Regions from separate parts of the Homo sapiens genome. Here region 1 is linked to region 2. A link is a loop called in an ENCODE intact Hi-C map of the cell type or tissue named here. Cell type or tissue: PC-3. All regions are shown on one strand.

Evidence for each region. A loop is a pair of places that touch in the nucleus more often than their neighbours do. Peaks named below come from ENCODE experiments on the same cell type or tissue, not always from the same donor. Only the 100,000 strongest peaks of a DNase experiment are listed, where the experiment ranks them.
Region 1: a loop joins it to region 2, with 15 times the contacts of the local background. A loop is called at or near these places in 15 of 110 quality-filtered maps.

The regions. Positions count from the first base shown.
Region 1 is chr9:6,823,262-6,831,261 of GRCh38, forward strand. The region is part of intron 4 of KDM4C (lysine demethylase 4C); the gene reads left to right. Among named protein-coding and RNA genes, the nearest start is that of KDM4C, 69 kb to the left of the region's middle. In PC-3, CTCF peaks have their summits at 4,272 (motif pointing right), 4,293 (motif pointing right) and 5,890; DNase peaks (open chromatin) are centred at 4,290 and 5,970; H3K27ac peaks cover 455 bases.
Region 2 is chr9:7,048,722-7,056,721 of GRCh38, forward strand. KDM4C (lysine demethylase 4C) reads left to right here. Exons shown (of 22, transcript NM_015061.6): 17 at 371-479. Among named protein-coding and RNA genes, the nearest start is that of KDM4C, 290 kb to the left of the region's middle. In PC-3, CTCF peaks have their summits at 4,024 (motif pointing right) and 4,225; a DNase peak (open chromatin) is centred at 4,060; H3K4me3 peaks cover 390 bases; H3K27ac peaks cover 979 bases.

The DNA.
Region 1 (8,000 bases), 230 kb before region 2:
ATAACATGCAGGTCAGTCTTCAGTGGCCCCTTGGAACCAATGTTTTGCACCAAAAGGGGGTAGCTTATCCTCACTGTCAGAGTACCCATGGAGCAATTTAGCCTTTGGATTCTGTAATAAACCTATGGGATAGCATTTCATAAAGACTGAGAATTTCCTGTGTGTGTAACCATCTTTGATGATAGTTTTCTGCAGGTCACTGGAGGAAGGTAGCCACACTTCACTGTGAGGGGATGGTGCCCTACCTGTCACCTTCAACTTCTGCTATCTCACACTGTTGTTGGATGTTTCAGACCATTTTGCACTTGCTTTGAAACTTAGCTCCTTCACTGAATCACGTTGCTCCTTCGTTGCTGCTGCCTCCAGATCTCCAAAGGTGTCCCCTACCCTCTCCTGTACCAGCCAGATAATCATTGGTCTCCTACCCTGAGAATGGCTATGAGTCCACTGCAAAAGGAATTTCTCTAGTTTTTCAAAATCTTGAGTCACATGGTGAAGCTCTTCAGGAGCAACTCTGCTATGTTGAAGAGATTGGGACATGTCAAGTTAATATCTGATGGGCCTCCTTCCTTCAGTACGCACCATCACTTCCAACTCTTCGTAGGCTTCTGTAGGTCTCATATGCTCACTTACTTTCTCCTCGGGTTTTTCTACTTTTTCAGGAGACATTTTCACTCATACTGATGGGAAGATGACAGCAGTAATGCCAATACACTTAATGTGGGCGCTAGAAATAATCCTTTTGGGAAAACATCTGAGATACAACTTAGCTGCAGACTATATTCTCTGACCTAGATTTGTATACAACTGAAACAGTTCTGTTGGTGGACACCATCATAGAGAGTCTTTGATTTGGACAGTGAATATTGGGTAAAAAAATTATTGTAGCAAATAGTTGGAAAATGATAACAGAGGATGAAGGTTACTTGTATTTGTTTTTGTGGTATTTCTTTTCGTGGCTATTTCTTCTGCAGTAGACTCTGAGTTCATTGGTGACAGGTGTCATTTCTCATGTATTCTCTAGCTCCAGTCTCTAGCATAGGGTCTGATGAGTGCATGGCATTGGAAAAATAGCTGTGAAAAATATTGTGATCTGATAACAGACTGCAGCAAGATGGTCTAGTTACAGCAAGAGGCTTGGGGAGGGCTTCGGATGAGAAGGGTGAAGAGGGTTCAGGTGAGCTTCCCCAGTGTGCATTTTTCTGAACTCTTTTACTCCAAGACAGTAGTTCTCAAACTTTCATCTTAAGGCCCTGTTACAATTGTAATAATTATTGTGAACCTCAAATAACTTTCATTTAAGGAGGTTATATCTATTGTTTTTTATTGTATTAGAAATTAAGGCCGGGCGTGGTGGCTCACGCAAGACTCCGTCTCAAAAAAAAAAAAAAATTAAGAGAATATTTAAAAAATATTTAATTCATTAAAACAGTCCATTATATATCAACATACATTATTTTATACAAGGTGACCATAGGGTAGAGAGGAGCAGACAGAAAAAGAAAAGGTGACTGTATTTCCCCAATTAAAAAATTAGTAGGAAGAGTCACATTATTTTACATTTTTCAAATCTCTTATGTCTAGCTCAATAGAAGATTGTGGCCAGGTACGGTGGCTCACACCCATAATCCCAGCACTTGGGGAGGCCGAGGCGGGTGGATCACCTGAGGTCAAGAGTTCGAGACCAGCCTGGCCAACATGGTGAAACCCCATCTCTACTAAAAATACAAAAAAATTAGCCGGGTGTGGTGACATGCACCTGTAGTCCCAGCTACCCGAGAGGCAGAGTCAAGAGAATTGCTCAAACCCAAGAGGCAGAGGTTGCAGTGAGCTGAGATAGTGCCATTGCACTCCAGCCTGGGCAACCAGAGTGAAACTCGGTCTCAAAAAAAAAAAAAAAAAAAAAAGATAGCTGGATTTTTATATCAGCTTCTACATTTAATCTGTTATAAAGTCATATGTCCTATAGCTTCTGGAAAACTCTATACTCATGAGAGTGAAAAAGGCAAATACTAATTAATGTTCTGGTATAATTTTGAAAATAGTTTTGATGTCACAGACCCTCTGACAAGGTCTGCGTGTCTTCCTGTGGTCCTCGGAAAACACCTTGACAACTGCTTCGGTAAGATACATAGCAAAAGATGACTTATCTATTGCACATAGATGATGCAGAGATCTTAGGGCAAGGTAACTGTGTTCTATCTTTATTTATTGGCCTTCAGGTAACTGCATTCCTGATATGTTTCTGAAAGAACGAATCACCTTCAGAGACAGTGATTCTCAAACTGGAAGCCATGGAGTTCTTTGGGGTACATCATGTCCTGTGTTTTGTCTTATAAACCAGGCAAAATTTTACAAGTGGACAGCATGTGAACTCATGTCTCTGCATCTCAAAATATAGAAAATATTTTAAATTGTACCTCCAAGATTTTTCTTCAATATTAATTTGCTGGCCTATTGCTTTTGTTATCTTCAGGTATTTATTAATGGAAAAGTGATAGAAAATTTAAAACAGTTTGAAAAATATTGTGGCAAATCTTTTTTTTATTTATTTCTCTGTCTCTCTTAAGACAAGGTCTCACTCCATTGCACAGCCTGCAGTGCAGTGTCACAATCACAGCTCACAGCAGCCTCCACCTCCCAGGCTCAGGTGATCCTTCCACCTCAGCCTACTGAGTAGCTGGGACTACGTGTGTGCGCCACCATGCCCAGCTAATTTTTTGTAGTTTTTGTAGAGACGGGATTTCACTATATTGCCCAGGCTGATCTCAAACTCCTGGCTTCAAGTGATCTTCCTGCCTCCGCCTCTCAAAGTTACGGGATTACTGGCATGAGCTACTGTGCCTGGCCTTGTGGAGAATCTTAATACAAAAAAATATAAATGTTTTATATATTTCTTCTTGAGCTGGGGAAAAGTTTTTTTTTTTTTGCTATGCTCGTACTAGGTGGATGGGTGGTTGGTGTCCTATTCTTTCCATTTTGTTTTTAGTTTTCTTGATAATCTATAAGTATAAATTACACCACTTTAAGGTAAAAGTTACCTTTTTGTTAATATAAACATTACATATGAAAAATATGGGAAGGTATTACATAGAGAAAATGAAAATCATTCATAATCCTGGCATTCAGAGAAAACAGCTGTCAAAACTGTTTTGTATATTTCCTTCCATTTTTTCTCTATGAATGCTCCATAATTGCATATAAAAAAAATTTTTGTGGTACAATGAACATAGTTTTATCCCCCTTCTGTTTGACCCATTGTGAATGCTTTCCCATGATGATAGATGTTCTTCAACAAGATGATTGAAAATTTATCTTATTTGGCCGGGCGCGGTGGCTTATGCCTGTGATCCCAGCACTTTGGGAGGCCAAGGTGGGTGGATCACCTGAGGTCAGCAGTTCAAGACCAGCCTGGTCAACATTGTGAAACCCTGTCTCTACTAAAAATACAAAAAATTAGCCAGGCATGGTGGCAGGGACCTGTAGTGCCAGCTATTGGGGAAGCTGAGGCAGGAGAATCGCTTGAACCTGGGAGGTAGAGGTTGCAATGAGCTGAGATCGCGCCACTGCACTCCAGCCTGGGCGACAGAGTGAAACTCCATCTCAAAAAAAAAAAAAAGAAAATGTATCTTATTTTTATTGTTTTTATTGGCAGGATGGTTTTCACAGGTAGAGGAAAGCAGATAAATCTAATATGAAGGATGTGGGTGGGTGGAGGCGGGAGAGTATGACAGCTCCTGATCTTGTGTTGGTCAGTGTGGGGCAGGGCACAGTCCACAGTGGGTGGCCAGATCGCTGCTAACCTGAGAGAGTGGCACCTTGCACAGACACCCACTGCCCCATTTTCTGCCATTCTTCTGCAGCTTCTTGAGATTGAAGACTTTATTAAACATCACAGAATATTTGACCTGTTTTCGTTTATAATCAATGTCTGCCATTCCTAGCTGTGACTTTCAGGAAAGCTCTGTGTTTTTCTCAGAGTCTTCATCTACAAGGGGAAGAAATTGAATTAACTGCTCTCTCTCGTTCCTTCCAGCTCAGAAATGTTTACTTTATGATAAGCAATATTTAAGATGAACTAAATTCAATGATAGTGAATTTTTGTCAGTTCCAGATTTCTCTTGTATTAGAATTTTGTCAAATCAAGAGCTCCTTTATAAGAAACCTGTTGGTGAGGCATGGGAATCTTTTCACACCAAGGTGTTAGACATAGTGGCATTTAACCTATAGACTTTTTTTCCCTCTCCCTCAATGGGGTAGCTTAAATACCTTCATCCAGCAGATGGTGCTCTTGGACAGCAAATTTATTTGAGGCTGTGGGTTTCCAAATGAGGTAAAACAGTTTAAACGGTTTGAGTCACCAGGAGAGTTCCTTTCCATTTTTTATTTTTATCATGTCAGGATATCATTTACTTTGAAATAACAAATCGTTCAAAGCCAGAACACTAACTGCCTAAATTTCACATCCAAGGCAAAGATGTCATCCTAGACAGGTTTTGACGCAGAGAGAGAGCTATTGGCTTGTAGGATTGTGACTTTCAGGTTTTAGTTCTGTGAAATAAGGCTTCTAGGTAATCACAGCTCATTTATCTGCTAGCATGTTATGGCTGCTCTTTAGTGAAGCAGGTCAGCTTGCATGACCCCAAAAGTTATCATCCAGACAGGGGAGGTGATGGACAGCTTTATTGGTCACATTGCATCCAGAATGTTTCCGTTAGTTCTAGAAGCTGTGTTTTCAGAGGGGTGTTGCCAGAGCAGCACAGCTGGGATGGTGCAGGAATTGTTGGAAGAGCAGTTAAAGCCCATGTGGTTGTTGCCCCTGAGAATGGTGCAAGTAGGAAGGTTAGGTGGGATCACTGTGGGAAAATTCAGTCTGTCTCTGGAATAAGTTTCTTTTTTTTTTTGAGACGGAGCCTCGCACTGTCGCCCAGGCTGGAGTGCAGTGGCGTGATCTCAGCTCACTGCAAGCTCCGCCTCCCAGGTTCAGGCCATTCTCCTGTCTCAGCCTCCCGAATAGCTGGGACTACAGGAGCCCACCACAACGCCCGGCTAATTTTTTGTATTTTTAGTAGAGACGGGGTTTCACCATGTCAGACAGGCTGGTCTCAATCTCCTGACCTTGTGATCTGCCTGCCTCGGCCTCCCAAAGTGCTGGGATTACAGGTGTGAGCCACCGTGCCCGGCCATCTCTGGAATAAGTTTCTAAGGAATACATCTGCCCCAGAGCAGGTTGGGCTGCCACTTGAGGTAAGGAAATACTGACCTTGGAATGTTCACGTAGAGACCGTCTGATCTTCTGTCAGACATAGTTTAAAAATTTGGGGTGGGGCCAGGTGCGGTGGCTCACGCCTGTAATCCCAGTACTTTGGGAGGCTGAGGTGGGTGGATCACCTGAGGTTGGGAGTTCGAGACCAACCTGGCCAAAGTGGAGAAACCTCGTCTCTACTAAAAAATATAAAATTAGCCGGGCGTGGTGACACATGCCTGTAATCCCAGCTACTCAGGAGGCTGAGGCAGGAGAATTGTTTGAACCTGGGAGGTAGAGGTTGGCATGAGCCGAGATGGCGCCATTGCACTCCAGCCTGGGCAACAAGATCGAAACTCCGTCTCAAGAAAAAAAAAATTGGGTTGGATAGGATGTGAGTAGAATTGGCCGTTTCTCTTTTCACTCTTCTCTTTACCTCTCAACTGTTAAACTTCACAGTTGAAACATACTTAAATGTTTAATAACCTGGTAAATTGATAAATCAACAAATATGTGTGGAGAATCACTCTGAGTGATCGATGATTGTGAGACGTGTCAGCAATGGTGGGTGTTGGCCAGTGCAAGGAGCTTACTGGTTAGCTTGAGAGTCATGAATGGTTTCCCTGAGGGATAAACAACACACACTATACAGGCAGAAGCCTGGTGGATGGCATGAATACTACACACAGTAGGAGTGTAAAGAGGTGAAGATTACTGGGCACTGGCAAAGTCCACAAGACTGTACTGAGAATCCAGGGCATTATGGACATTAGGCATGGTGAGCAATGTGAGGGATGAGGAAGCTGAGCCTGTTTTGTGAGTTCTGGATGATTGGCATGCCTAGAGGGGCAGATTTCTGTGGGAAAGTATTAGGGACACAGCAGTGAGAATTCAGTGAGAATTACTAAAGGAGAAAGAACATGAAACTCAGAGGTGAAAAGTGAGAGTTTTAGTGCTGAATTTGGCTGGTGAACATAAAGTCATTGACAATTTCAGCTGGAAAAAACTTTGGAGATCATCTGGTATAATAGTCAACACATTGATAGATAAGGAAGCTCAGACTGAATGTTAGGGTTTATCCTAGATGACTCCTACTTAGTGGCAGAGCTGGGAGACCCCCCTTTCCTATTCTGTCTCTACTCTTTCAGACAGTCACCAGGAAGGATGGTTAGAGCTTGAACACTGTGTATACTCTGGAGCTCTTCTTGTCTTGGATTGGTGTCTGTTGAGGCCTCTGCTGGTCAGAAGGGCATTTCCCCTGCAACCCAGCCTTGCCTGCAGGTTTACAGAAGGGCTTTGATAAGGTATATCTATTGGAAGCCCAGTTCCTGCTTTGGGCCTGCTGTTTTCCATTTCACAAAAAGGAATATAAAGATAATCTAGATTTCATCTTTATTATAATTTTGTAAGATATAAAAGCCTGTGTTTTTTTTCTGGGGTGAATTTATAAATAGAGTAGAAAGATTCAAGTAATTCTTGTCAGAAAGGAACCATTCATCTACAACTTCTCCTAGAATCTGTTTTACAGATGATCAAAAATATGGGGCAGTGTTTCTGTACCAAAATTTTTTTTAGTGTTTTCCTTATTACAGCAAAAAATGTAAAACAACTTACATGTTACAAAGGAGAAATACGGATACAAATTGTTAAAGCCATGAAGTAATATGTACAATAAAATGTTAAGAAAATGTTTGTAACACAGTGGTATGTGAGGAAACCAGGATAACCGTGTATAGATATATCTCCAAGATTTTGGAATGCCCACTCTGGATTTCCAGTATTGCTTACAATCTCCCTCATAATTCATTCACTTGCCCAAGGGTAGAGAGCAGCAGGTCTGGCTGAGATGAGGGAGGTCGTGGAGCTGCTTCCCACACCCCAGCATCCTAGTATGGTTTCTTCAAAATAAGTCACCAGCTGTCAGTGGGCTTTTGGGGGGTCACTGGTGCAGAGTTAGAGTCATGAATGCCAGGAGTCTGATTCTAAATATATGCTAGTTACAACAAGTTTTTAAGAGAAAGATGTCACTAAAATGATAAAATGGTTTTCTCTTCTTTGCAGATTTATATATTTGATATTTTAAAGTTTACTTTCCAAATGTCCTATAATGATGAAGTATAGTTTAATATTTAGGAGAATTATTGTTAGTTTTCCTTTTCCATTGAAGGAATAATGTGCCTATGTGTATGATCCAGAATTTTATTCTGTGAAGAATGAAGAATGAAAATGAGGCCACTGGAAGTACCTTAGGCTGTTTTTCTTTATGAAGAATAAAAGGGAAACTCAGTAGCACCAGCCCTCTGCCATGTGTTATGAGAGTGTGTTAAATCTGACATTGCTTTAAGAAATAGCAGCTGTAGAGAAAATGAAGCAAGGTGGAAAAAACCAACAACTGGGAGAAACTGAAGGAAAAATCACAGAGTGGTATAGAGGAATTGGGAAGAACAGGTATATTCTTTATTTAAACTGGGATTTTCCAGGTATTAGTGGTTAAGAAAAGGCTCAAGTACAGCCCATACTTTGCTACCATTCAAGAATTAAGTGGTACTCACTTTTCCTTTTGTTAGATCACGTTAGTGTCATAGACTCTGTTATTTTTTTTCTTATTTTAATCCACTAGTCAGTGGGGGAAGCGGGGATCTGTGGATTTTACTATCGAAGAAATATATCAGTCAGACAATATTCTGCTGCCAGTAATAAAGACCTCAGAATCAGTGGCTGAAACAAATTGGGCATTTAGTTTTCTTTCATGTAA
Region 2 (8,000 bases):
TCTTTTGCCACATATTGATTAGCTTAAGTACTTTAAGCACATACATGCATATTCCAGCATCAAATGAAATAAGAAACCCACATTTCAGTATTTTGCAGATCAAGTGTAGAAAAATATGTGCACGTTAATAGGATAGAGTCGTGGGCCTTTATCAGCTCTTCATGGCACAATGTTGTTGGGCAGCTGTGGTACTGAGTCTGTCCAGGTATCATTCAGGAGGTTTACAGTTCAGAATCTGTTTGTGATGGATTTAGGCTTTTGGCTTTCTTGCTCATCTGTGTATTTCCCATCTGTGAGAACTGGCATCACCAAGTTGAAGTATGTAAGTTTAGGGAACTTTTGTTTATGTTTAATGTCTCCTTTCCTGTAGGTGGGCCCATGTCATGTGCGCCGTTGCGGTCCCAGAAGTTCGATTCACTAATGTCCCAGAAAGGACACAAATAGATGTAGGCAGAATACCTTTACAGAGGTTAAAATTGGTGAGTGGCAAAGCTTCTTTTTTACCTCATAAATTAGTGTTAATTTCAAGTTCTGAATTTTTCCATTAATGCACACATTCCCAAGGTATATTTTCTCCTAGCTTTCTTTTATTTTTCTACCCTTATTTTCCTTTAGCCTAAATTTATTTATTCTTACAAATTCTTTTCCTGTTATATTGTAAGTTTGCATATAACCTTCCTCAATTTCTGTCTGAAATGAGGAAAAAGATAGTAATACATTTCCTGAATTAATGTGAACTTTCAAACTATAGGTTATCTGGTAAGATTTGTCAGTACTGGAGCTGAGCCATCTAACTCTATTTAAATTGTTTAGATTTTTCTCTCTTGACTCTCTTTGGTTGGTCTTAACCTAGCAAAATGTATCTAACCTAATTTCATTATCTCTTCACCAAGAAGAGACACACAGAGAAATAAAGAAGCTTTTATTTTTACGAAGATATTTTCTCACTCTTGAATAGGTACAAGTCACTTAATATGCCAAACTCTCTGGCTTGTTCAGAAACTGTGTAAAAATCTTCCCATTGGTTTCTGTTAAGAGCATTTTTCATTGAAAATATAGGCCTTTATTGTCTTTAACATTGAAGTAACTTTGTAGTTTTATTCAATTATGAGCCAGCAGATCCTTAGTTTAGGCCCTTATATTGCATACCTAATTAGAACTTTCCCCAAAGTTCAACTGCATGACCTTAATGTATTGGAGCACGTCTTACAGGTGGACTTAAAACTCTAGAATTTCCTGAGTCGTTGTTATTTTCCACTGAAGGTCTTTCCACTGTACAGCATTTCAGGCATCATCACTATGACTCTTTTTTCTTGACTGTTGCTTGTTTTCCCACTGCTCTTTTCCCCAATGGCGAGCTGGGTGTGCCGTCTCTGGGGCTCTCTTATAGGAACTCACAGTCTAGCCTACTGTATTTTGTTTTCGGAGAAGTGAAAGTGAACACTGTTATTTGCCATCATACCTCCATCAAGAATTTCACTTCACTAGGAAATATATGGGCCTTTCATGGAACTGATGATTACTGTGGCTGATGTGAGTGTTGGGCTTAGGATGCTCAGCATGTGGTAGTTGGAAGTTTTGTAATCTAAGATGGAAATGAGTGGGCCATTTAAATGGCCCTCTAAAGGTCACAGTGACTGTCAGAAGAAGTAAGAAGAGAGTATAATTCTTCAGCTCCTGGACTTCCATAGGAAAGCTTGAAATCTTATACCCAGATTACCAAAAAAAAAAAAAGACACCAAAAAACAAACAAAACGTTTGTAAGAATTAGGACTATAAGATATGATATCCAAAAAAAAGTTGAACTACCACATGTTAAATAATTTAATGTTTGGTGTGACAAATATTAACAAATGTTAACATTTTAATATTTTTTTCTGATTATAAAAGTAATAGATATTTGTCAAAATTCTACACCACCTTTTAAAATCACCTTTGTTTCTGTGTTATTACCAGTGCAGTGCCCCTCAGAAGGAGTAGTCACTGCTCTTGAGGCTGCCTCCACAGGCCTATGTCTTGGCTTCTCTAGTCCATAAGTGCTTCCTTAAAGATTTAACGTTACCCACATCAGTCCCAAAGGGTTTTTGAGAGAACAGCAGGGAAGGGCAGCAGGATTATTTCATCCACATTCAGGGTGTTATATCTAGAAATATCATAATTGCAAGTAAAGATGGTGAAGCTTGTCGCTTTCCTCACAGTGCTGTGCTTCATCTTGATAGTGCATATCACATTTCTCATGGAACATTTCCTTCCTTAAGCAGTCGGTACCTTTAAAAGAGCATGTCTTAACTGAATGTCATTATCACCAAAAGTCTATTCAAATGATAACATAGAGCTATGGTTACAGATGTAAACTGAGATCTGTGAAATATTTTTGGATGAAAATAGCAGCCTCTTGACCAGATTATTTTTCATATAATGTTATATTTATGGAAAGTTTCTTAGAATGATCCTCATCAAAATGCTTGTAGTAGTTATCTTTAGTGGAATAATAATACGAGGAGCAACTTCATTTGGGGGGAAGAATGTCTAAGTTTGTAATAGTTTGACAGGGGCAATGACTGAAAGTCTGGATTCTTTTTCACCAAGAGTCCTCAGGAAGGAATCATCACCCTTGTGAGTCCACTGCAGTCCAGTGTCTGTGCCCCAGTCTTCATTGATGTTCCATGGTGATCAGACTCAGAGAGGATGGCTTTGAATAATACAATTTACTTATGTGGGGAATGAAACGCACCTTTCCAGGGAATAGGATGCTCTGCCTGTATGTCGTGTTAAGGGTACACTTTCCTGACATAGGCATTCTTCTGAAGTTTAAATGGTAACCTAACAAGTTCATGGCCGGCAGGAAAGCAGAGTAGTTTTGTGTGGTATTTCATCCAGGCAAAAGTAAGTCCAGGTAAGCTATTTTATTCTGCCTATTTCATAAATATATATGTGTCTGCCAGTGTCAGTTTCAATATTTTTTTCTGGAGCTGTGGGCATTCCTTTTCTGAACTCTAGACTGTCCATTCTGCCTTCCTCTTCATACAACTGGAAAATAATAAGAATTATTTAGATGTCATAATCAATTTATTTCACCAAACAATTATCACTTGTCTTGCCATGTAGTATACATTTTTGAATCAGACACAGTTTTTGTTCTGTCAACCTTGGCATTACTGACATTTTAGAGCAGATAATTCTTCGTTGTGGAGGACTGTCATGTGCATCATAGGATTCCAGCAGCCTTCACCAAACAGGCATTGCCAGCTATCCCCTGGGAGGCAAAATCACCCTCATTTAAGAATCCACGGGTCTACAGCGAAGATATAGACAGAAAGAGAACATTTTCAATATTTGTCATTTTTAGAGAATATCTTGGTTGGAAGAACTGAATTCAAGACTGACAGAACAGAAATTGTTAAATGTTTTTAAAAACAAACCTGGATTTTTTTCTTTTTTCAAATCCAAATTTCTTTTTTGTTAGCAAAGCAATAAAGTCTGGTAACATGTGCATATCAGCTACTATATACTTATTAATTATATAATCTCATTTAACAATTTAACATTACCTGTTCTTATGGAAATTGAACAACCAAATTGAATACTAATCAAGTTTCACCTAAGATTAAAATTCTGTGATGTATGTGTATATGCACATAGTAGTCACTGAGTAAATATTTATGAAATGAATAAAAGGCAGCAAATCATTATTCATTATTTGCACGTCAGGCTTATAATGACTGTGGCTGGAGGAGTGCGATCAGACAATAACAAATGGCCTTTGCCTTTCCACGGTTTCTCCTTTAAATGTAACAGATCTAATTCACACACATGTCTGCATATTGCTCTAAAGCAAGGCATTACTTTACTTATCTGCATCACAGGAGACATATGATTAAATTGTAGAGCCCAGCAGTACTCCAGAGAGCCTATGAAACATGCATGCAGTACTCATCTTGTTGGTTGAAAATTCTGATCTTGGAACTTCTGGTCAGCTGGGGATTGAAAATGAGTGGACAAGTGGTTCATCCCTGAAGCAGCAGCAAGGGCTGCATCTCTTCAGTACCCACGAGGTGGTGCTGCTGCACCAGTTTCTTATGTTGCTCTTAAACTACCACCTCCCTTCTCTAGTGCCTAACCAGAGCTCTGGCCACACCTGCAGAGAGAGAGAGAGAGAGAGAGAGAGAGAGAGAGAGAGCGAGCGAGTGCCCAAGGGATGACAATAGAGCATCGAAAGTACTGCTCGTGATGCATTCAAAGTGTTGAATTCCAAAGGACAGTTTTTTAGTTTAGTTTTTCATTTAACTGTAGAAAAAGAGCTGCTGTCCCTTGGGGCAAGTTAGAGTTTTTCTGAATAAGTAATAAACAACACTAGTATAAAGCTAGTAACTGCAAGAGGCTAATAGAATGACTGGTGGGCAAGCATAAGTTTAAAATGTCTTCCATTATATGAAGGCTGTTTATTTTTAAAATGCTCATTATTAGCAGTCTTTCTAGAATATGAAATACTGGAATTTATGCAGAGGTATTTGAATATTTTGGTAACACTATTGTTAGTCGTTTATTTATTCAGAGCTTCAACCTACAGCTTTTGAAAAGCTCCTCTGGTAAATTATTCGTGCAAGGAGAATTTTGTGGCGGATACAGGAAAGGATTTGTTTACTTGAGCAGATTTTTTCCTCTTATGTATAATGGCCAGTTTTTAAAAAATGACAACTAATGGAAAACAAGCCTTTTGGTGCTCTTCTGTGGATTTATTGATCCTAAAATGGTGTGTGCTTCATGGAGATCCTTTAGCTCATCCAGCCACCTTGCTTGGTAATGTCACAGGTGTGGCCTTTGTTCATCATACAATTAAATGGACAACAATGATGACATTAGACTTATTTTCAAGACATTATATTTTCTTTTATTTCTGTGTCCAATTTTAAATACTTTAATAATTAACTTTTAAAAACCTAAAACATTTTAATGAAAAATAAGTTTGGCTGTAGTGGTCTCCATCCAGTTAAATTTGTTCTTTCTTTCGTTTTCTTTAACAATATTTCACTTTTGTGTAATTATTAAAGTAATTGCTGCCCCAGCTAAAAAAATGCTACAGGTTGCTATCCAAAACTACCGGGTTATTAAGTAGAGTCATCCTGTTACAGGGCAGAAATGAAAATGCTAACAAATCTTAAGAAATGAAAAGTTAGCTGAATGGGCTAAAGACTTCATATCCAAAAGGGAGAACCAGTTTCCCTGTCAGCTTCAGCATTCTTCTGATATTTAATGCAGGTTTTATATTATGTAGTATTTTTATTACCTGTCCATTAGAATAAATTGCTTTGCTTCTGAATGACTTTACTGTATGGGAAAAGTTATCCTTGTGGCAAGTCCTATTACTGCAAACCCCTTCCCTGTGCCCTGCAGCACCTTCTCTGTTCACCAAAAGAATATGTGAGGATTGGCACTTTGTAGGATAATAGGAGGCTACTGAGGACGTTTCCTTCTCCCCGTAGCCCATCTAGGGGGTTGTGTGAAGTCACAGGTGATTGGTGTGCCTGAGGACTGAAAGAAAAAGAATTGACCCCAAGTGGTATAGATTTAGAATTTATTCAGAATTTTTTCCTTTTCTTCTTTCTTTCTTATTTTCTCTACTAGTATGATTGATTGGCCGTAGTCATAAGTGAATCTCTGGAAGAAGAACAAAATTGTGCACAGACAAAAACAAGGGAACATAGAGATATATAAAACACACATTAAGACAGAATGGCCTATTTTGTTTTTACAATATAAAAATGATCAGGAAGAAGGATTAAGGATGGGACTTTAGAGATAACAAATGATGTTTTTATGGTATCACACAGAAGGAAGAAGGCGGTAGGGTTTGGAGACAGATCACTGTAAAAATCTTAGATTTGATTATAAAATTTAAGAGAAGGACATTTTAAAAATCTAGCAAAAGGAGTTAAAAAGAAGTATGGATTTCTGGTAGTTGCTGTATGTTTACCATGAATGTTTATTGTATACATTGATCACTTCCTGCAGCTTAAATTAATTAAAGATCTGTGGTATTTTTGTAAATAAGCCAGCAGAGCAGGTTTGTGGGTTTTAAGAAATCTTAGGAAGTTGTAGCAGATCCTAAATGCAACTATTAGTTTTAAATACTCTATTTGGAGATAAAGTTTTCAAATAGGACTGTTGTATGAATATTTAAATATTAAATCACATCTTTCAATGCAGCGGATGTCTGTTCTGATTGCTGTCATTGCATAACAAACTTAGCATTGAGACCATCCTGGCCAACATGGTGAAACCCCATCTCTACTAAAAATACAAAAATTAGCCGGGTGTGGGTGGTGCATGCTTGTAGTACCAGCTGCTCGGGAGCCTATCGCAGGAGAATTGCTTGAACCTGGGAGGCGGAAGTTGCAGTGAACCGAGATGGCGCCACTGCACTCCATCCTGGCGACAGAGCAAGGCTACGTCTCAAAAAACAAACAAACACAAAAAATTTGGCATTGTTCATGGGTCACAAATGCATCCGTCCTCACAGTGGTGTAGCACAGTGCCTTTGGTTTCTATGTCTTTAGACCTTTCTAGGACTTTTACATTTGAAATCCTATTTCTGCAACCAAATAGAGGGAGAAATGAATTTTGGAATAGCAGGATTTGCCCCTGGGCATTCGATGACCTCTGATTTGTGTTTGACAAGTGAACAAAGCCCAGGCACAAGTGTTCTCTGAGTGAAGAACATTATTTTGAAAAGGAATTTACACTACAATGATGACTGAGCTACAAGCCTTTCCGTGTCTGGCTGAGACCATACTATTCTGCTTAGAAGCCTCTGTACACTTTAAAATTTGTACCTGAAGGCAAATAATAGTGAACCTGCAAGCCAAAGATTATAGTTTTGAAAGGTATATCAATTCTGAAAATAGAGTGGTTTCACTGTGGTATTCCATCTCAAGAGTTGAATCAAGGGGGAGAAAATACAATCACACTTCCTATTTCTTAGACGAAGGCGCATGTTCTCTTGCCAACTGACTCATGTTATCAGATATACTGAATACTAAAAATAGAATTATTGAGAGGTAGAGATAGGGTCTGCCTCTTGTGCTGTAAGATCACTCAGAGTTCTATTTAGTTAATGTTACAGCAATGTTCGTGAGCAACTTGGCTTTCTTTCTGAAAGAATCAAGGTTGTATTTGACAGGGCCTCTGTTAATGCATTTTAGGAAATGTAAAGACATATTGATTATCTTTCATCATGCTAAAAGAAAAGAAGTAGTGTCGTAAAGGCAATCAGAAAAAGTCAGTATGTTCCACATTAACTCATGTACCGATTTATTCATAGGCTCAGGTATTTTTAAAGACAGAGAAGTTCTAAGAAAATAATAAACATTGACAATGATGAGAAAACTTATTGCTTAAACAGTAATCAGTAGTGTTAATGTGCACAAAAAGTGCTTTGAATAGTGAACTATTCTAAAGGAGGAGTAAGAGGTACTATACTACAGATGACACGGTTGTGGTATGGTATGTGGTGTCTTATTATTTAACACGGCCAGTATAAAATTATATAACATCATTAAGATAATGTTCTTCAGGATTTCAACATACATATGTCTCCAGCTTTGTAAGGTTTTTAAATAAGTGTAGTGCAAAAAAAAAAAAGTACATTAGTAGCTGTATAGTACTTAACTGTCAGAATGATTTGCTACAGGGACTAGATCCTATTGCAAGCTGTCAAATTTGTATATTGCTGTAATACCAAACCATAAAATCTTTTGAGTAAAATGGAAAATGTCAGATGGGCATGGCTACAAATAATATACTTTCTGAAGGCTGTAGATGTCTATAGGAGAAAATGTGTAAATGCATGAAATGTTATCTTGTTACTATGGATTTTTCTTTATCTGTTGAGAGAAAAACTGTGAGACAAAAGGAAATTGACTGGAGCCTTTAAATTTTCAGTTTTGAAGTCATTTTTTCCTGAGGGCTAATTTTAAAAACATTATTAGACAGGTGGGACT